Linked DNA regions of Homo sapiens: region 1 is linked to region 2. A link is an interaction called in ENCODE POLR2A ChIA-PET data of the cell type or tissue named here. Cell type or tissue: OCI-LY7. All regions are shown on one strand. Each heading gives the region's core, and the rest is flanking DNA. Links, peaks and the distances in the headings are about the cores only. Region 1 overlaps LOC124906243 (a long non-coding RNA gene). Region 2 has its middle 21 kb from the start of SPATA12.

Region 1 (11,433 bases), core at 2,567-6,566, 1.9 Mb before region 2:
GAACATTTGTGTCTATGTTCATCAGTGATATTGGCCTGTAGCTACCTTTGTTTGTCCTTTTCTGGTTTTGAGATCAGGGTAATGCTGGCCTCATAGAGTGTGCTTAGAAGAATTCCCTTCCCTTCATTTTTTGGAAAAGTTTGAGAAGAATTAATATTAATTCTAAAAGTTTGGTGGAATTCAGCAGTGAACTATCCAGTCCTGAACTTTTCTTTGTTGGGAGTCTTTTTATTACTGATTCAATCTCATAACTTGTTATTAGTCTGTTCACATTGTATGCATACAGGAATTTGTCCTTTTCTTCTATGTTTTCCAATTTTTTGCATATAGTTGTTCATAAGTCTCTAACAATCATTTGTATTTCTGTGGTATTGATTGTAAAGTCTCCTTTATAGTCTCTGATCTTATTTATTTAGGTCCACTTTTTTATCTTAGCCTACCTAAAGGTTTGTCAATCTTGCTTATCATTTAAGAAAACCAACTTTCATTTCACTGATCCTTTGGGGTTTTTTTAGCCTCTATTTTGTTTAGTTCTACTTTAATCTTTATTATATTTTCTCCTATTTATTTTGAGTTTGGTTTGTTCTTACTTTTTTCATTTCTTGAGCTGCATTGTTAGGTTGCTTATTTTCAATGCTTTTTTGATGTAGGCATTCATTGCTATGACTTCCCTCTTACGATTGCTTTTGCTATATCCCATAGGTCTTGGTATGCTATGTTTTCATTTTTATTTGTTTCAATAAATTATTTAACTTTCCTTCCTAATTTATTGCCCATTGGTTGTTCAGGAACATGCTGTTAAACTTCCATGTGTTCATATAGTTTCCAAAATTCCTTTTGTTACATATTTTTAGTTTATTCTACCCTGGTCAGAAAGGATACTTGATACAATTGATTTTTAAAAATTTGTTGAGACTTGCTCTGTGGCCTAACATATGTTCTATTCTGGAGAATGTTCCATGTGCTAATTAGTAGAATGTGTATTCTGCAGCTGTTGGATTAAATGTTCAGTAAATGTTGGTTAGGTCCATTTGGTCTAGAATGCAATTTAACTCTGATGCTTCTTTGTTGGTTTTCTGTCTGGATGATCTGTTGATTGCTGAAAGTGTGGGTGCTAAAGTCCCCTACTAATATTGTATTGCAATCTATCTCTCCCTTTAGATCTATTACTATTTGTTTTATATATTTGATGCTTCAGTGTTGGGTGCATATATATTTACAATTGTTGTATACTTTTGCTGAATCGACCCATTTATGATTATTATATAAATACCTTCTTTGTCTCTTTCTACAGTTTTTGACTTAAAGTCTATTTTATCTGATATAAATATAATTACTGCTATTCTCTTTTGGTTTCCGTTTGCATGAGGTATCTTTTTCCATCCCTTTAGTTTCAGTCTATGTGTGTCCTTCAGGTGAGGTGAGTCTCTTTTTGGCAGCATATACTTGGGTCTTGTTCTTTAATCATTCAGATGTGTTATCATTTTTAATCCACCCTGCCAATTTCTGTCTTTCAGTTCCTGTTTTGCAGGCCACTCACGTTTAATGTAATTATTGATATGTTAGAGTTTAAGTCTGCCATTTTTTGTTTTGTTTGTTCTGTTTTTCATTTCTCTTTTTTTAAAATGCCTTCCTGTGGATTAGTTGACATTTTAAAAATAACATGATGATTTATCTTTGTTTTAAAAGTAAATTTTTGTATAGATTTTGAGTGGTTTCCTGAAGTTTTACATTACATATACATAACTTATTACAATCATTGTAACAGTTCTAGTGGAATATGGAAACCCTACCCCCTTTACCTCCACATTTATAATAAAATTGTCTTAATGTAAAATAATTGTCTTAAATATTTCCCATACAAACATTTAGAACTGCATTGAATAGTATTAGAATTTTTGCTTTTCTGTCAAGCATAATTCACAAATCCAAGAGGAGAAGGAACATTTACCCATATTTTTACTCTTGCAGTTGTTCTTTCTTTTTTCTTCATGTTTGGAAACCTCTCTTATCATTTCCTTTCTGTTAAGAGAATTTCCTCTACTTATTATTTCAGGGTAGGTCTTTTTGGTGACAAAATTCTCTTAATGCTGGCTTCCTATGAAAATGACATGATGTCCTATCCATTCCTGGAAGAGTATTTTTGCGGATATATAAATCTATATTGGTATTTTTTTTTCCTCCAGCACTTGGAATATTTGGGGCCACATCCTTACATCCTCCATGGATTCTGATGAGAATTTACAGTCATTTAAATGGTTTTTACTCTGTAGGTAAGATGGTGTTTCTTTCTTGCAGCTTCTACAATTTTTTTATCTTAGTTTTCAGAAGTTTTATGTGTCTTGGATTTCTTTGGGTTTATTCTCTGTGAGATTCTCTTAATTTTTGAAACTGTAGGCATATGTCTTATGCCAAATTAGAAAGTTATCAATCATAATTTTTGGGACTATTTTTAAGTCTTGTTGTATTGTCTTGTCCTTCTGGGACTCTGATGACACAAACAGATCTTTTGTTATAGTCTCACAGGTTCCTGAAGTTCATTTGTTTTAAGCTTATTTTTTCTCCATTGTCCAGATTAAGTAACTTACATTGTTCTACTCTTAAGTTTGCTGATTCTTTCCTCTGTGCCCGCTAGTTTGCTATTAAGCCCATCTGTTGAAATTTTTGTTGTTTGAAAATTTCAGTTATTGTATTTTCCAGTTCCAGAAGTTCCATTTGGTTCTTCTTTGTATTTCTTTTCTGAGACTTTTCTATTTCTTCACTGTGACTTTTCATTTTACATTAAAAAAATTGTTTATCAACATTTGTAATTGCTCTTTGAAGCATTTTTATTATGACTGCTTTAAAATCCTTGTGAGATAATTCTAATACCTCTGTCATATTCATATCTCTATCTATTGATTGTCTTTCTTCATTACAGTTGAGATTTTCTCAGTTCTTAGTATGCTGAATAATATTTTATTGAAACAAGGTCATTTTTGGTATTATGATTCTGAACTTTATTTAAACCTTCTGTTTTAGCTGTGTGTGTGTGTGTGTGTGTGTGTGTGTGTGTGATGCCACTTCAGCAGAGGTACAAAGGGACTGTCTTCTTAGTGCAAGGTTGGGTAGGCATCAAGATTTCCCACTTAGCCTCTGTTGTCACCTGAGGAAGTAAAGTCCCCTTATGACTGCTCCTGGCTCCTCACCAGGCCTCTGCTGATACCACCCTGGTAGGAGGAACAGGAGTGCTTCACTACTGCTCCCCATGTGCCCTCCACTGACATTGTGGGAGAGTGACCTCTTTGCTGCTGAGTGATGGTGAATGTCCTGATTCTCCTCTAGGCCTTCTCTGATACCACTCTAGTGGAAAGGAGTAGAGGTGCTTCATTACAAGGTTTTCTTTGACATCATGGCAGGGAAGAAGGAAGGTGTCACTGGCAGGAGTTCTGGCTTCCTACTCAGTCTTCTCTGACTTTACTTCTGCAAGGGTGTTGAGGTGTCTTGTTACTTCCTGGTAAACATCTAGAGTCCCCACTCAGTCTTTCCTAGCAAGAGTGGAGTTGGGGTCTCTGTTTTTACTGTGATGTTTGGCTAGAGTAGAACAGTTATTGTCTTAAAGTATTCTGTCTTGGTAGGCTGGCTGTCCCTTTTGTGATATCTTGGTTAGAAAATGGGGCTTTTGTTTAGAATTTTTTAATTTTTTGGGGGCTGTGTCTATTGATTATTGATGTTTCCATGCTGCTGGTTTCTTCAGCTACAAGTCCAGGCTAAATGAGACAAAGAGAAAACCCAGGGAACTCACTGCCTTTTGAGACCCAAGGTCTCCAGCTGGTTTGTCTTCTTATCTTCACCTTATGCTTATTTTACATTCAGTTTTTATTTGACTTAATTGGGGAAATAATGAAAAGTATCTATTCTTTTTTCCTGGAAGTGAAAGTCTCCTGATTTGTTCTAAAATAAATATCTGCTTTGCCAAATGGAAGGGTCACTTAAATGCAGATGGTGAAACTAAATTGGAAAACAAAACCAAGTTGAATAAAAACTTAGCTATAAGATGATTTTGTAAACTTAAATGCTATGTCTCTAATTTCTCTAATTTTAACATGCAATGAAGGACTTACTTTTTATTTTATAATCTTTTTTTCTGAGTTCTGATGGCTAAATTTAAAAGGGCAGTTTTTAGTGCTGAGATATAAATTGCATCCTGGGATTTAAGTAGTTCAGCTACATCCTGATTCTGGTGCTAGTCTTTCATTTGAATATTTCTTCCTCAAACCAGTATGTACTGATGGTCTATTTTGTGCTCAGCTGTATGGTAGGTTCTTGAGATTCAACTTTGAGATGGCCAGATAGTCACTGCTCTTCTGGACCTAAAAGTCTAGCACCGTGTACTTCTGAGCTCTGCCAACAACTTCCTGTGACATCCTAAATAAATATCTCTCTCTTTTTTTTTTTAATTTTTGCTTTCGGTTTAAAATCTTTAAAATGAGGTGGATGGATTAAACTAGAATCTGTTTTGGGTTATTAAATCCATTGAGCGTATGATTAAAGCCATGTTCTTCAGAAAAATGTTGCATGCCTGTCCAAATATATAACATGTACACATAGTGTTACATAAAATTCTGCAGGATTCACAGTGAATCATTAGGTTAGAAACTTCTCTATTATTTGTTGTCCAAGAGACCTTTGAATTATATCGTTTTATGTTTTTAAATATTATACAAATTTCTTGAGACCAGAAAGCAATCATAAGAAAACTTGCTGGAATTCAGGAGTTGTTCTAAACAATTTATATGAATTTTCTCACTTTATCCTCATAGCAAATTTTATTAAGCAGATATAATAAGTGAATAAACTGTAAAGGAACATTAAAGAGAAGATCTTTTCTCTTATATACTTAAATGAGTCTAAAGGGATATATTGTGCCTTATAAATTCAAAATTAACAAAATTCTAAAGTTGAAATTTCCTACAGGGGTGATATAAAAATAGGAATTGAGGGAGACTAAAGTAGGTAAGGGGATATTAGTCATTTGTAAAGGAGAAGATATAAATATTTATCAGCTTGAAGCATTGTAAGAAAAAATAAATAAAAGTGTGAGTCCTAAAAAGTTTGAGGCTTACTAGTGGGAAAACAGAAATAGAATTAGTAACTTTAAAAATAAACTGCTCATGAAAAATAAGAAATGATCTTTAAAATAAAAATTTTAAATGATACATTCAAGAATCATAATGTTAAATGGCAGAAATGTGCCTCAATTAATTCAATATTATAAATAATATGAATAAAATGAACATACTTAACAGAAGACAGGGATTCTCAAATTAAATTAAAACAAAAATCAAAACATCACCCAGCTATATAATTTGGAAAAAGATACACTTCAAATAAAAGGACAGAGAATTGAGAAAAATAAAGGATAGAAGAAGATATGCCACACAAATATGAATCAAAAGAGCATTTCAGATATGCAAGATTTTAAAAATCACAGGGAATGAAGAGAGACGCTGCATTTAAATTTAAAAAATAATCTACAAGCATTCACAATTTTGAGAGCAAAATGCACAAAGCAATGGATGACAGAAACAAGAGAGAGAAGTAAAAAGTTATTGGAGATTTTAAATCATTGCTCTCAGAAACTGACATACTATATCCAATCAACATAAACTGAAATGGAGAAGATGACAATAAAATAATTACCAAATTATACACACAAATTTATATAGAACTTTGCACCCAAACACAGAATATACATTTTTGTTCTAGAATAAATTTATCAGTCACAGAAACAGATCATATGCTACAGACCAAAGTCTCAGTATATTCCTATTGTCTGAATTCTAGACAATATTCTCTAACTTCAATGTAATACAATTTAAAATTAATAGAGTTGACTGAAAAAAAGATTAGTGTGTCTGAAATCTAAGAAAAAGCAAAACAAAACAAAATCTACTACCAGGTAGACCGTGGGTAAAATAGAAAACAAAAGGAGGAATTGCAGCAGACTTCTTGCTTAATGACAATGAAAGCCATTTATGTCAGCATTTGTGGGATGTAGCTAACACAGTTCTCAGAGGACAGTTTATAGCTTTGAATATATTCTCAAAATAAAGATTGAAAATTAATAAGCTAAGTGGTTATTTAAAGATGGTAGAAAAAGGAAAATAGAGCAAGCCTCCCCAAATAAGAAATATGGCAATATGAAGAGGCATAAATCGATAAAATGGAGATGAGTATAACAATAAACAAATACAGATCTTAACACACAAAAGTCAGACTTTTTAGATGACTACTAAATAACCCTCTCTGGTAACAGTTTTTTTCAAAAAACAGGGAAAAAGGGAGATGAAATAAAGAATACGGAATAAATATAGGGACAAGTTAAATAATATCAGTCATATTCTAATATATTTGCAAACCTAGAAAAAACAATGTTTATAAAAAATGTTAAAATGTACATAAACTTGTATTATTTAAAGAAATTAAAGTGATAATCAATTCGCTCCTACTCCAAAATGACACGCATAGAGGGTTTTAGAGATGAGGTAAGGAATATGCAGTTGTTATACATGTTGTCCCAAAAAGTCAAAAATGACGAAGTCTGGACAGATTATTTTGTGAGGCTAGTATAATTCTTTTTTTTTTTTTTTTTTTGAGATGGAGTCTCACTCTGTTGCCCAGGCTGGAGTGCAGTGGGACAATCTCAGCTCACTGACACCTCTGCCTCCCAGCTTCTAGCAATTCTCCTGCCTCAGCCTCCCGAGTAGCTGAGATTACACATGCACACCGTCACGCCCGGCTAATTTTTTGTATTTTAGTAGAGATGGGGTTTTGCCGTGTTGCCCAGACTGGTCTCAAACTCTTGAGCTCAGATAATCCACCTGCCTTGGCTTCCCAAGGTGCTAGGATTACAGGGGTGAGCCACCGCGCCTGGCTGAGGCTAGTATAATTCTAACAGCCAAGTCACACGAAACAAGTACATGACAAAAATAATAGCACAAGTCAGCTTCTAAACTTAATTTTTTAAATCTTCAATAAAATACATCCTATTTATTTCTGAAAGTATATTAAAATGACCATGACTCAAGGATGGCTTAAAATAAGAAAACCCAGCAATATAACTTCTTTTTAATAGACTAATAAAGTTTAAGGTTGCAATAGTAATAGAGAAAGCATGCAGTAAATTTCAACATGGAGAGATGAGGATGGTTAATGGGTACAAAAAATATTAATAGTTAGAAAGAATGTATAAGGTCTAGTATTTGACAGCACAACAGAGTGACTATGGTCAATAATAATTTAATTATACATTTAAAAATAGCCAAAAGAGTATAATTGGATTGTTTGTAACACAAAGGATAAATACTTGAGGGGATGGATGAACCATTTTATACGATGTGATTATTTCACATTGCATACCTGTATCAAAACATCTCATGTTCCCCATAAAAATATACACCTACTATATACCCATACAAGTTAAAATTAAAAATTAAAAAATTAAAAAAGCCAAAAATAAGTTCAACATCCATTTCTGGAAAAAAAAACTTTAGAAAACTAGACTATAAAGGAATTTCCGTAATCTGATAAAGTTTATCTATCAAAATTCATTGAAAACATCATTTTAATGAATACGCTTTACAAGATTTTAGAACTATTTTTTTTCAGGTCAGGACAAAGAAAAGAATTATCACCATAACAACCATTATTCAAAACATCTGGGGCTGCACGGTGGCTCATGCCTGTAATCCCAGCAGTTTGGGAGGTCAACATGGGTGAATCACTTGAGGTCAGAAGTTTGGGACCAGCCCAGCCAATGTGGTGAGACCCCGTCTCTACTAAAAATATAAAAATTAGCTGTTAGTGGTGGCACACACCTGTAATCCCAGCTACTAGGGAGGCTGAAGCAGGAGAATTGCCTGAACCAGGAAGGCTAACGTTGCAGTGAGATGAGATCATGCCAATGCACTTCAGCCTGGGTGACAAAGTCAGTGAGACTCTGTCTCAAAACAAAAACAAAAACAAAAACAAAAAAAAAATTTGGAAAACAATAAGAGAATAAAAATCAATAACACTACTAATGTGCACCTACTAAAGCAAATTTCTATTCAAAAGTATAAGATAATTTGAATTGTCAAATTTTCTACCTTGTGGCTGGGTCCGGTGGCTCACGCCTATAATCCCAGCACTTTGGGAGGCTGAGGCTGGCAGATCACCTGAGTCAGGAGTTCAAGCCCAGTCTGACCAACATGGTGAAACTTCGCCTCTACTAAAAAAAAATACAAAAATACTTAGCCAGGTGTAGTAGTGGCACCTGTAATCCCAACTACTTGGGAGGCTGAGGCAGGACAATAGCTTGAACCCAGGAGATGGGGGTTGCAGTTAGCTAAGATCATGCCACTGCACTGCAGCCTGGGCAACAGAGTGAGACTCCGTCTCAAAAAAAGAGAGAAAAAAAAATTCTACCTTGAATTATCAATTAAACTGGGATTATCTCTTAGCTAACTTAATAAAGACTACACAGGATCTTTATGAAAAATGTTAAATTTTATTCTAGGACATAAAAGGAGGCCTACATAAGGATCATGCCCAGGGTTGGGGTAATTCAACATTAGAATGTTATCAATATTTCTCAAACTAAGTTGAAAATTAATGCAATTCCAATTAAATTTCAAGGTTTTTTTTAAAAAATAGATTCTAAAATATGTATGGATAAATAAAGGTCTGTAGATATTAAATAATATTTTGAAAGAGAAGAGCACGAAGATTCTTCCTGCCAGGTATTAAGAAATATTAAAAAGCAGTAGTAATTAGGATAGTATGGCAATAAAATAGGGGCAGGACTGAAGACAAAGGTAGCAGATCAGAATACTCATGTGGACTCCCGGGTGCCTCCAGGAACTTGGCATATTACAAAAATGGCATCACGAATCAATGAGAGAAAGAACTGATTATTTGGTAAATAACCTCACTCTATGGCAAATTAAAATTTAATTGCTACTTCCCTTCAAATAAAAAATAAACTCTATATGCAATAAGAATCAAATGTGAAAGTTAAAAGTATAGAATTAATGAAGAAAGTGTAAATAATATCTTTATGACTTTGGAATAGGAAAGGATTTCTTAATCAAGACTCCAAAACATAAACTCTAAAGAGAAAAACCAATGACTTAGCTCGGGCATCAAAATTAAACATTGATTCTCAAAGGTGACCAAGTTAACAGGCAGGGGACACACAGCCACTCCAAGAGGTGAGTACTACCCTTACTCCCACTTTACAGATGAGGACAATGAGGTTAATTAACTTGTCCAAAGTCCCACAGCTAGTTAAGTATAGGGCTGAGATTGGAACCCCGATAACCCGGCTGAATCCAGTCTGTGCCCTTAACTACAGTTACACAGCCTTCTAGGATTTTTCTTGCTGATGTCAAAGGAAGAGAGAATGTCAGGGAAGAAAGGGTCAATGATGTCAGAATACTGCAAAGACAGCAAGGAGAGGCTACTGAATTGAATACTCCAGTGATTTCTGAAAACATCATTTCAGGGAGGGGCAAAGGTGAAGGCTATAATGGGGTTGTAGGGAAATGACCAGCCAGTGGGAAAACTCAACCTTGTAAACTCTAACTCTAGAAAGTTTGAAAAGGAATCATCTTTCTTCTTAATATGAGCCACTGTAGTGTTTTGGGGTTTGCATTGTAATAGTATATTTTAAAAATTTTTTGGATAATGCTATTGATTGTGAACAATACAACGCTTATAAAATTCATGATCCTTACTCTCTAGAACAGATTCTCCACAAATTCAGGGTGTCTGGCGAGTTATGGCCAAAGCCATTCTCAATAAATTAGTTTTCAAACTAGCATCTCCAACTAATATTTTCCACAATGTGCAACCCCCATTCTTCTTTGCAGTAAGGCGTTGGAATGAAACCATACTCTGTTTGTTCTCTAGCTCACATTATGACCTGCTATAAAAAGAATTAATATTCATAAATCTTTTTTACTGCACTAATCTCAGTGTTTTAAAGTGGTGATTACCACCTGACATGGGGGCAGGCCAAAGACTAAAGGAATCTTCAGAGAGCACAAGACCCTATTCCCTCATGAGTGTTCAAAGAGGAAAGTGATGGAAGGATTCACATGTTGAACCTGGGCATAAACATGAACATTTTGAGGAGGCTTTCTATAAGTTTTCTAGATACCTTGGGGTAAAAGTGTCCTGAAATTTTTTTGGTAATGTCTGGGAACACAAGCAGCAGTATTAAGCATGGGTTATGTAACATGGAACACACCACATGGCTAACCTTTCTGAAATTGTCCAGATGGGTCCTACAGTTTGAAAAGCTTAGAAATGTCGCCCGTGATATCCATGTTCTCTGTAATTAAAGCTTCCTCAGGCTCTGACAGCTGAGCAGTAGATTGGTTTTGACTATCCATAGCCAAAGCTACTAAAAGAGCCCACTGGCTTCATAATCCTAGCCGAGGAGAGGTAGACCTTGTCCAACAGGAAACTGAACATGCTGGAAACCAGAATAAAATGGCACATAAAAGCAGGGCAACTGGGGAGAGAATCATTACAGGCTTTGCATATGATTCTACTGGGTTAGTGCAAATGTGATTGCAGTTTTTGCAATTACTTTTAATGGCAAAAACTGCAATTATGTTTGCACCAATCTAATAATTAGAAGAATAAAAAAGTAGGATGGTGCATGTTGTTGAAGATCCTTGTTTTCAAGTTCAAGGTCCAGGGTTATCAAGAGTGGGGATGTCAACCAGGAGGAGGGCTCATTCATTCAATAAATATTTATTGAATTTCTATTATGTCAGAGAGCACCAGGCAAGGCACTGGGGGATGTAACGGTGAGCATAGCAGAGCTTAAAATTGAGTGGACAAGATGGATAAAGAGTGAGAAGAAAGAAAGTGCAATCTGAGATAAATGCTTTTAAGAAAAGCAATAGCTTTAGAGAACTAGTGAAGGAAGCTAATCATGTCTTGGGCATCAGGAAAATTCTAAAGAATTTGAAGGAGTTCAGAAGATGAGTGGGATCGAGAAGCCATTCCAGGCAGAGGAACAAAAATGTGCAAAGGCCCTCTGGTGGGAGGGCACAAAGAACTGGGAGGGAAAGGGAGTTCTCTCTGGGGTCAAAGAGGGGAAGGAGTTGATGAGTAGTGAGAGGAGGAGAAAACAAGGTGAGCATCTATATTTGCTCGGATCCCTCAACTTACCACAGCTTGAATTCTTCCACATCGCTTTTCTGACACTGCTGCCACCCAGTTTATCAGTGACCTCCACAATGCTTACCTTGGTAGGAGCAGTTCGGTTCTTATCTCACATGACTGTATGGCTTGGTGGAATCAGACAATGCTGCTCACTGTCAACTCCTGAGACTCCCTTCTCCCACTTCCTAGACTGAGCCTTCTTGGATTCCTTTCAAGGAATGTCTCAGCCCA
Region 2 (11,433 bases), core at 4,551-8,550:
TATATATTAAAAAACTTATTTTCAGTTGACTTTCAACCTGTGCAAGCGAAGTGATATGAATTAAAGAATATTTGTACAAACCATTAAGAAAATGGGTCCAAGGATTAATTTTCTTTTAAATATAGCTAGGGTTGCTTTAATAAATTGATTAAGGAATGATACAGAAAAATCCAGGAAAAGAACAAAAGAGAGACAGCCCCTACCCACCCCCACCTCCAACCCAATGAGTTACAGGAGCCTGAACAATACATAACTTGGCCTTGAAGGGTTACTAAACTATGGCAATGGCCTTTCTGCTTCATGCTTCTTTGCCTCAGACCCCCTCTGGTGAGACATGACTGGGCAGCATACTAAGTTCTGGTCAGGGGCTCAGGGACCTTAGTTATGGCAGAGAACTTTAGAGATGGATATTGATGAATGCAGGATAGTCAGAACACGAAGCAGACCATAAGGACTAGAATGATAGCATGCAGGAGGCCACATCTCGTCCTCAACAGTGTGGTACAGGGACTACATCTGGTTCTCTGCCCCCTCTCCTCCAATGGTTCTCTGTCCCCTCTCCTCCAGTGGAACAGGCTATTGCAGGAGATGACAAGTTCCCTGTGCCTAGAGGATTCAAGCTTAGGTTAAACAGTAACTAGGAAGAGGTGTTGCAGAGGTGATTTAATCTGGAGGTGAAAGTATGCTACATTAATGGTCACTTTCAACCCTGAGCTCCTGACAAGCAACCAGTTCCTTTGCATTTCACTACTCTCTAGACTCACCTCACTTCAGTCAATGGGTGTTCATTCACTCAGGACAGTTATTGTGCACCCGCTGTATGCCATGGAGCAGGAGTCAGTAGTCAACAGGACAACACACCTCTGTCCTCTTGAATCCTACATTCTCCTTGGTGGATGCACACAATAAACCTATAAATCAATGTATGAATAAGATCATCCCGGGCAAGCTCTATGAATAAAATACAAGAAAGAGTGTGATAGAAACTAATGGGGGAGGGGCTGCTTTGGACAGAGTGGTCAGAAAAACCATCTGTACAGGGGAGACATCTGAGCAAAATGGCAAGAAAGTGCCTGGCATGGAAGAAGTGATGCTAGGTTGAGGGAACAGCGTGTGCAAAGGCCCTGAGAAGTCTTCTGAAAACTTGAACTCAAATGTTCATGAATTGCATCCCAGCCTAAAGGTCTCACCACAGGCCAACAGTCCCTAACCTCACAGCCTGCCTCTCTTTCCCCTAATTGACCAAGTCAAGGCTGACCTGTATTGCCCACTGAAAAGTGTGTTCTGGGAGGGGGCACAAAGGGCAGCCCCCAGTTTGTAGGGAATTGAGATGTAACGGGGCAAGAACCTCCACTTTCCTACCAGAAGTTCAGAGTCCACTTTTCTGGGGCACAGGCCTCATGGAAAATACAATGTAAGGGGAAACCTCTGGAAAAATAACTGTGCTTCAAGTGCCTCGTGTAGATTTCAGGACGTTCAGTGGGGCTCCAGGTTCAGAGCTCTTATCTGTGGAGATTCAGAAGACAGAAACTAAATTGCCAAGAAGAAAGATACCAAATGGGTGCAGACCAGGAAAACTCTACAGATGGAGGGGGCAATCTGCTAGAAATGAATGAATGTGGGAGAAGGTGACAAGATCAGGTCCCTGGACCCTTAAATAGACTCCCACACTCACAGAGACTAGACAATGTCAGACTGTCAGGAGACCCAAGGCTTAAAAGAATCAAGTGAAATCTACCCACCCTCCCCCCAACCAAGAGGCAAACATTCAATCACACCCCAGAGCTTCCAGAGAAGGTCCAAGACCCCATTTCCCAACAGTGTCCTTGACAAAGTTCATCTCTAATCCCACATTCTGAGATATACTTTGCACAAGGCTAGTTAGCCATAGGAGGTGTTACAGCAAAGCTCAAATTTCCCAGTGCGGAAGGGAACACCATGGCTACTGTGTAAGCACCACCAGCTCCTTACCAGAATAAGGGGAAGGAGCAACTGCCTGCACACCCACCTCATTGAGAAGCTAGGGCTGTGCACGCGCTGTTAGATGTCAGTGATAATAATCACAAGAGCAGCTAACACAGAGGATTTACCCTGCCCCAGTCAGTATTTTAAGCACTTTATCCCTATACAACTCTTTAAGGTTTGTACTGTTATCATCCCCACTTTACAGATGAGAAAACTGAGGCATAGGTAAGCGAAGTAACTTGCCTAGGACTACACAGCTAAGACAAAGACCTAGCAAAGCTCCCCTTCTCCACACCCCAGGGAAGAAAGTGGTTATACCTGGGTAGTGCATGGAACGCTTAAAAATAAGTTTCTACCGGTACATTCAGGGCAACTACCGTCTGGCAGTTCTCGCGTCCTCGCCCAGTGCGGGAAGCAAGCCTGGGCCAGGCAATAAATCCAGCAAGCCGAGTCCTCTAAGAACAAGGCGCTCTGTTTCCGCAACATTCAAGCCCGTGATGGGGCTGCTGATAGTGCAAGAGCAGCTCTCCACCACCGCAAAGCCCAAGGGAACCCGTTTCCACTCGGCTCAATCAGCTTCCAGCCTCAGAAAACGCTCACCCGTCTCTGGCTGCGAGGCACCCACGCTGACCTTAACCCCTTGGCGTCCTCCACCCTGGTGTCCTATCTCGGGATTTTCTGGCTGCTCGGTTTACAAGATGCAGCCGCCGGGACAAGGGCCTCAGGCAGGCTGGGACGGCGCCCGCCGCCCGGAGCGCCCTGAGCCCGGCTCCCCCGCCGCGAAGTGACCCGCGGCCCTGTGAGCCGCCACCAGCAGCGCCCGACGCGACGCTGACCTGCGGGTGCCCCGCGGGGCTGGAGAAGAAAGTTGAGCGAAAGGGGCGCGTCCCAGGACAGGTGGCACCTCCCTCCCCGGAAGTGGCTCCGGGAATTTTCGCTCAAGGGGCTACCCGGGGAACAGAGTCAGGGTCCCCAGCAGGAGCGACGGCTAGTCGAGGCTGGCGGTGGCACTGCCCACCTGCGCTGCGCCCAGTGCGCCCCCGTGCGCTGGGCATACCCCAGACCAGGGAGCGCTCAGGGCCCGCCGGGGACGCCGAGACCTAGCAGGGTAACTCGGAGGTGGGAGTGGGGGTCCAGCTCGGGGACCAGGGCAAAGGAGGGACTAGACCGGAAGACGGTCTCACTCCGGGAGACCTAGCGGGGGTGTCCCGCCAAAGGGGTGTCTAGCCGGGGAGGGTCTAGCGCGGGAGCGGGTTTCCCGACTGCTTCCCGCACTCACCTCGACCCCCGCGCTGGTTCGGCCTCTCCAGGCTGGAAAACTCACCGCGGCGGCGGCGGCTGCGGCGGCGGCTCCCCTGGGCTGGGCGGGGCCGGGGGCGGGGAGGCCGGGCCGGCCACGTGGGCGGGAGGCGGGCCGGGGACCCCCGCGGGCGCCGGAGCCGGGCGACGCAGGACTTGGACGTGGCCACGCCCGGCCACCGCTCGACACCCCAGCTCCCCATGCACGGCCTAGGTCTACAGGGAGGCTAGAAAGAGGAGAGCGGAGGCCCCAGGACATCCCTCCCCCGCCGCCACCTAAATCAGACTCAGGCGGAGAGAATTGACCGAGTCGGAGGAGGGGTAAACAGCCCTGCCCCTCGCTCCCACTGTCCCGCCAGAGAACGCGCCGCGGAAACCCCGAGGGCGGGTCAAGGGCCAGGTACCCGAGTGGGAGTGGACTCTCGTGCCGGGGTGGTAGGGGCTACCCTAGCGGTCCAGGGCCAGAGCCTGCACGCGGCGCCCCCACCCCCACCGCTGGGCTGATCTTGGGTGTGTCAGATCTTGCCCAAGCCTCACTTTCCTCCACGGTGGAGGTGAGAATGAGGACGAGCCTGGAGCTGCGTGAACCCCGGCGCCCAGCAAGCTCTCAGGAATCGCCGGCCTGTAGGTGGACGCAGAGCCTGAAAGTGAGGGGCCTGGGTCGTGCATACGGAAATAAATATGGGACTCTAAATAAAGCGAGTTTCTGCAGGCATTCATTCATTCAACAGATGAACGCCTACGGTCTTCACCACCTCTTAAAATCAGAAATAAAGAATGCCCCAGACTGTAGTTACTGGGCTCAAGAAAGTGTAAACTCTGATGCTAAAAATAAAAAATTCATCGGTTCCCCCCATGTGCCAGCGGTGCATTTTAGGTGCTTGATCGAAGTTAACATTAACGACAGCCTTTAAGGTGGAGGGCCTGTGCGGGCCCGCTTCTCAAATGAAGAAATCGAAGCTTAGCAAGGTGAAGCCAGCCCCCAGAGCCAGAGGATCACAGTCTGGCCCCTGTTTACAGAGGAAAGAGCATCAGCCCAAAGTACTAAGACTCTTGCGCAGGTGCAGGAAGGGTGTGAGGGTTGAGAGCTCCCTGGGAGACCACCTGTAGTGACAGCAGCAGCTGGGATGCAGATCTTCCAGACTTACTTCACAGCAACCTCTGCCTTCTGTTGCAAGTGCTCAGCCTTGCAGTGCTGGGTGGCCTCTTCCTGGCCTGCAGCCCACCTTTTGGGCCAGAAACTGGGCATCTTGAGCAAACCAACTTCTGTTCCAACAGCTGCAACTTCATCCCACTACAGCTTCTGGGGGTTCCTTGACCCCAGACTCAATGCGTTATGACCCACCAGTTTCCTATTCAGGGAACACACTCTCTCCAGTACTCCGTTTCCAAGGACAACTCCTGTGTCCAGACCCCTAGTCCTCAACCTTTTCCCCAAGAACCCTTTTGTCATTCTCCTTCCTCCCTAAAGCAGAAGATCCCTACGACAACCAGGCGTGTTTATCAAGTAATTACATTTACTAAGCAAAGGGCTTCTCCTCTCTCTGAAGAGCCTGCTCCCTCATCTGAGCCCAGCAGTCCCTTCAGATCCGCCAGCCAACACCTGGTGTTCTACCCAGGCAAGCTTGTCAAAGAGAAAAGTTTTCTTTGCATGAGATTCAATTTAACAATTATTTGAGCATCTACTACATGCCACACACTGTGCTAGGCTCTGGGGACAGTAGTGACTGGATACCAAGATAGACACTATCCCTGACCTTATGGAGCTTATGAGCTGATGAGGGAGATAGTCGACTGACCCCTCACCAGGCAGCAAGGGATCAGGATGTGGTGACAGACACCTGGAAGAAGTACTGGCCCAGGCAGAGCACAGGTCACACTGCTGGAAGTCCATGGACGGGGGAGGTAAGGGGAGAAAGAGGCTGGAGGGGCCTTGATGGACAAAGTGAGACATTAGACCTTGTCCACCGAAAGGTTCAGACAGAGACATGATGGGATGTGAGCTACAGTTTGAAGACATCACACTGGCTGCTGAGTGAAAGATGATGTGGCAAGTGAGTCTCCTATATACAGCCAAAGGCAATGTGCCTTTTTATTATTACTAAAGGCAAATGCCTTGACTTCCTCTGTTTTATAATTCAGGATTTCCGGAAAGCAGGACACATCTGCAAGTAGGATATTTAGATTAGCAACACAGCAATTTAACCCACAAGGTTTCTATGTGCAGCTCTCCCACCCTCTCCTATCCATGCTGTGCTTGGCCCTGAGGTGGGCTTAGGGTTGGGGAGGACTTCGTTCCTAGACTCAGACTGAGAGTCTGTGGGGGGAGAGGTGATACACCCAAAGACAGTCCTTTATGGGGTGAGAGAGAAGATAGGCAGGAAATGTGGATGTCTATCCACAAAGTTTGGAAACTGGTGAAGACTCCAGAAGCCTCTGATGGTCAGTCATCTCTTCTCCTTGAAATAGTCAGTTTATTCATAAGGGCCCGTTCTTAAGTTCAGTTCCCTCTCCCCAAACTACAAGACAGGATGAGAAGGCCATGTACGGTGGCTCACACCTGTAATCCCAGCACTTTGGGAGGCCAAAGTGGGAGGATCACTTGAAGCCAGGAGTTTAAGACCAGCCTGGGCAACAAAGTGAGATCCCTGTCTCTACCAAAAATTTAAAAATTAGCTCGGCGTGGTGGTGTGTTTCTGTAGTCCCAGCTACTCAGGAGGCTGAGGCAGGAGGATTGTTTGAACCCAGTTTGGGGTTGCAGTAAGCCATGATCACACCACTGTACTCCAACCCGGGCTAACAGAGAAACCTTATCTCAAAAAAAAAAAAAAAAAAAAAATCAGGCTAGGGTGGGATCAGGGCAGTTACTTAACAAAATCATCAATTGGGGAAGCCAGGGTTTCTGCAAGAAACCCCCACCTGGATGGGCAAAGGATGAGCTGTGACTGACACCAGGCAGAAAAGCAATGGAGAGGGGCCAGGGCAAGGGGCTGGGTAGCACCTTCAGGGAAAGCAGCCGCAGGAGAAGGCACAACCAGGGTCAAGGGTGGGACTCTGAGATGACTGGCCCCAGCCACCTAGTAACCACTGGGTACCTTGAACACTTGCTGAGTGTCTGTTGTGTGTAACCTTACATTTAAAACCCTCTGCTTATGTAACACTACTCACTGTAAAGCAATATAGAAAATAGCAGAGGTACAAAGAATAAGAAAACCCACCCACAATCACACCATCCAGCAGTAACCACTGTTAATCTGTGTCCTTTATTTTTCATTTAACATATTGTGAATGCTTTCCTTTGTCGTGAAATATTCTCCCACAACATGATTGCTAAAGGCCATTTGGTCCATTGTATGCATGTGCCCTCTTATAATCAATTCCGACTGGTACTTGGTTTGTTCCTCATTTCTCGTTATCAGGATAATGCTTAGTAATGAATTTTTTGTTTGTTTGTTTTTTGAGGCAGAACCTCACTCTGTTGCGCAGGCTGGAATACAGTGATGTGATCTCACTGCAACCTTCACCTCCCAGGTTCAAGTGATTCTCGTGCCTCAGCTTCCCGAGTAGCTGGAATCACAGGCACCCACCACCATGCCCAGCTAATTTTTTTTTTTAATTAGAAATGGGGTTTTGCCATGTTGGCCAGGCTGGTCTCAAACTCCTGGCCTCAAGTGATCCACCCACCTTGGCCTCCCAAAGCGGGGATTACAGGTGTGAGCCACCACTTCCGGCCTGAAAATCTTTTTTTTTTTTTTTTTTTTTTTTTTTTTTTTTTTTTTTTTGAGGCAGGGTCTCGGTGTCTTGCCCAGGCTGGAGTGCAGTGGCACAATCTCAGCTCAGTACAACCTTGACCTCCCAGGCTCAAGTGATCCTCTCACCTCAGTCTCCCAAGTAGCTGGGACTACAGGCGTGCACCACCATACCCAGCTAATTTTTGTATTTTTTTGTAGAGACAGGTTCTCACTATGTTGCCAAAGCTGGTCACCAACTCCTAAACTCAAGCAATCTACCCGCCTCAGCCTCCCAAAGTGCTGGGATTATAGGCATGAGCCACCATATCCAGCCTCAAAAATCTTTGCACAACAAATGTAAGCACGCATTTTTAGTTACTTACTAAAGATAAAACCCCAGAAGTGGAATTACTGGAAGAGACATTTAACTCTCTGCCTGTAGCAATGCACTGTATAGATGCTCCCCCTCCCCCACTTTTTGGCATTTGAAAGGTGTGCCGTGTCCGGTTGCAGTCTTCACCCAGGGGATGGTGATGTGTCTGGGTATCGGTCTTTTTTTTTTTTTTGAGACAAGAGTCTCACTGTATCACCCAGGCTGCAGTGCAATGGCGCGATCTCGGCTCACTGCAGCCTCTGCCTCCCGGGCTCAAGTGATTCTCCTGCCTCAGCCTACTGAGTAGCTGGGATTACAGGCCCACGCCACCACACCCGGCTAATTTTTGTATTTTCAGTAGAGACGGGGTTTCACCATGTTGGTCAGGCTGGTTTCACACTCCTGACCTCGTGATCCGCCCGCCTCGGCCTTCCAAAGTGCTGGGATTACAGGTGTGAGTCACTGCGCCTGGCCTGGGTGTCAGTCTTATTGTTCAGGCCTAAGCAATGCTCTTCAAGTGCTACTAAAAGCCTTCTTTGGAAGCAAGTCCTTTCTGCTTTCATAATCTGGGTTAGAAAACCTGAGGAGCAAGGCTGAGCTGGGGAGTGGGAAGACAGAGAGAGGCTGTGGAGTGGGAAATACCTGAGTTCAAATACAACTTGAGCCCTGTCCTGAGGTGGGACATGGGCTCCAAAGTCCCTTTGGGAGGCTGAGGGGAGCTCAGGCACTATGCAATGCATGGCATAGTAGCAGGCATCCAACACACATTGGTAATTCTGATACGGCTCGTGTCGCTAACCAAACCTGTGTCTATAGCAAGCTATTATCCAGTCTGAGGACAGGAACCACAGGGTGTAAAACCTTGAGATAACAGAGCCTTGTGGGGGAAATACATAAAACAGCCCAGTCGTTCTCCACTCTGGGATCATGGTAAATGGATGGGAGCCATGTTCCAATTTGCAAAGTGAGGCACAGATGCAGTTTTCTCTTCTAGGGAGCCTTTTAAATTTACTAATAACTGTTATTTCTCAGCCGGGCACATGGCTCATGCCTGTAATCCTAGCGCTTTGAGAGGCCAAAGCAGGTAGATTGCTTGAGCCCAGGAGTTCAAGACCAGCCTGGGCAACATGGTGAAACCCCATCTCTACAAAAAAACACAAAAATCAGTGGGGCATGGTGGCGCAGGCCTATAGTCCCAGCTACTCAGGAGGCTAAAGTGGGAGGATCGCTTGAGCCTGGGAGGTTGAGGCTGTAGTGAGTGGATCTGCAGCTTGGGGTGACACAGTGAGACCCTGTTAAATAAATAATAAAAATAATAAAGAAAGAAAAGAAAAAAACACTATTATTCCCTATCTTGATGACAGCTAAAACAGATAGTAATGTTTTTGAGCACTTGTCATGTGCCAGGCACTGAGCGGGCTATCCCCTCCCATCCCCTGCTTTATCCTCACAACAACCCCATGAGGCAGGTACATTTTTTTACCTTCGTCTGACTGATGAGGAAACTGAGAACCAGGGAGATGAGGTGACTTGCCCCAGTGACTACTCAGTGGTAGGGTGGGGTGCAAGCTGGTTAAAGCAGTAAAACAAGAGTCCAGTCCAGATGGAAGGCCTCCGCAAGGGATACGGCCTCCCCTCATGAAGCAACATTCTAGTGAGCAAGAGGTTCCTGAAGACACATGTCAGGACCTAGACTAGAGGTGGACAGTAGACAGGGAAGGTCTCATTGCAAAGGAGGGATGGAGACTGAGAAAGGGTGATTCAGGTAGAAGAAACAGCACATGCAAAGAACCCGGGGCAGGAACACAGGAGTGAGGAATTTCAACAGTCTGGTATGATCAGAGAAAGAAGGGACACAGAGAGGAGAAGTCAGCAAGGCATCACATAAGAGATTCGGTATTCACTTCCAGGGCCACTAGTGGTTTTCAGCAGAAAGTGACATCTGATCAAGTACCCATCTCCCTTGAAGACCATTCCCAGCTGCCCTGTGGAACTGAGACCTCCAGGAGGCAGGGATTCCATTTCAGTTAGCTACGCCATCAGCTACCCAGGCCAGGGCCAAGGGAGACATTCAGGAGAAATCCCATTTCGTAACTGTACACCTCCTAACCTGCCCCCATGACTCATCCCTATAGGAACAGGGGCTTTCTGCGTGCCATCCTTTGTGCCCAGAATTTCACCCAGCCTCAAAATAGACCCATTAGGTACTGAATTATTAACTGTTTTTTTGTTTTGTTTTGTTGTTTTGAGACAGAGTTTTGCTCTGTCGCCCAGGCTGGAGTGCAGTGGTGCGATCTCGGCTCACTGCAACCTCCACTTCCCAGGCTCAAGTGATCCTCCCACCTCAGCCTCCTGAGTCGCTGAGACTACAGGCACATGCCACCATGCCCAGCTGATTTTTGTATTTTTAGTAGAGACGGGGTTTCAACATGTTGGCCAGGCTGGTCTCGAACTCCTGACCTCAGGTGATCCGCCCACCTCGGCCTCCCAAAGTGCTGGGGTTACAGGTATGAGCCACTGTGCCTGGCCCTATTATTAACTGTTTTCTAGATGGAGAAAATAAGTCCTAAACAGGGCAAGGCACCTGCTTAGGGAAACACAGAAAATGGCAAACTGAGATCTAAGTTCAAGATGCCTCAGACCAAAGCCTGCCTCAACTTTAATCACAATGCTAATTTTCATCTCATGAATAATAACACACAATTATACACAGGTGTGCAAGATACTGAAGCATATCTACCTCCAGAGATACAGAACCAAAGGCAGGACCTGACTGTATTTGCATTCAGCTGCCAGGCATGCTCCTGCCTTTCTTTTCTACAAGTTTCCTCTGGCCTGGCCTTGCCCAACCTGGTAGGAAGTCTATGGTTTGTTTTGAGGCTGATGTCTGCCCACTCCCCAGAATGTCTCTGACCAGCAAGAGTGAAAAAGACCAGGCAGAGCCATCTCATTCTGGAAGACTGTTATTTGATCTCCTCCCACCTCCCTCCACTAATTTCTAAAACTTGGGAAATTGCCCTGACCTTGTGCTGATGGTTTGAGAAACAACCCCTGCCTTTGTTCACATTCAGAGTGGAGAGTGGTCATCTGCCTGGCACAGAGACCTTACAGCAGCAAGTCCAGAAAAATGTATCTCTATCAGGATTAAATGGCAACCAGGAAAAAAGGAGTCTGGGGAATGGAACATCAGCAGATCTCAAGGTGCACAGTCAACTGTCACAGGCTATGTGTGGTCAGCTATTGGGAACCCCAGAGCTAATGTCTTAATTTTGCCAAATTAAGTTCCTCTTCAACCCTCACCTCTGCAACAGCCAGGCATGGACCCACCCTTTTCTTTTAGGGGATAGAAATGATACAACTTATCACCTGACAAAGCACTTGGCCTAAAGTTCCTTGTGGGCATGGAACTGTCTCCCACCCATCCCGATATGGCCCCCAAAAAGCCCAAGACCTGCTCTTCCATTATATAATTAATAGCTACTATTCACCAAGTACCTGGCATTTGCTGAGCACAGCCTTGGGTACTTTATATACTCCATCTCATTTAATCCTCACAATAACCCTTTGTGGTGAGTATTAGGCCCATCTTACAGATGAAGAAACTGAGTTTCAGAACACTTAGATGACTTGCCCTCAACTCTATACATAGGAAGAGGTGGAGTCAGGAGGGCAGGAGTACTGTGTACCATGTCCATCACTATGTCTGTTTCCCAGCACACACTTTGGAATTAACCCTGTTAAGGCAGTTGTAGCATGTATAAATGTGAAAGATGGTGCAAGGTCCCTTCCAGAAAGAGGCCAGGGAGCCAAGCTCACTGATCTTGCATTTCTTTTCTTTAATCCCAAGGGCCCCATTTGAATTTTCTCATTGCAAAAGTTCTTATGCCGTGTTTGTGTCCATCTCTCCCCTTCATTGCATCCTCTAACTTATCCTATTCTTGGGCCTCTTATGATTTCATTCCTTGTGGACAGTGAGGACAGAATATGCTGAGGGAGCAGTGGGAAACACATTTATTGGGGACCCACTGTGCCCAGGACTGCAAAGATAGATTTTATGTCTCCTCC

The links. Peaks named below come from ENCODE experiments on the same cell type or tissue, not always from the same donor. Only the 100,000 strongest peaks of a DNase experiment are listed, where the experiment ranks them.
Region 1: POLR2A ChIA-PET joins it to region 2 with 5 read pairs; 1 of 35 experiments calls an interaction of 5 or more read pairs at or near these places.

What each region holds. Positions count from the first base shown.
Region 1 is chr3:55,219,166-55,230,598 of GRCh38, forward strand. All of the region lies in intron 2 of LOC124906243 (a long non-coding RNA gene), which reads right to left. LINC02030 (long intergenic non-protein coding RNA 2030) reads left to right here and starts at 7,690. Exons shown (of 6, transcript NR_183750.1): 1 at 7,690-7,803. In OCI-LY7, for the core only: no CTCF peak of the experiment used is centred there; a DNase peak (open chromatin) is centred at 4,296; H3K4me3 peaks cover 590 bases; H3K27ac peaks cover 2,370 bases.
Region 2 is chr3:57,075,982-57,087,414 of GRCh38, forward strand. It overlaps a transcript of ARHGEF3 not described here. Among named protein-coding and RNA genes, the nearest start is that of SPATA12, 21 kb to the left of the region's middle. RefSeq lists silencers at 2,682-2,821, 3,302-3,371. In OCI-LY7, for the core only: no CTCF peak of the experiment used is centred there; no DNase peak of the experiment used is centred there; H3K4me3 peaks cover 80 bases; H3K27ac peaks cover 110 bases.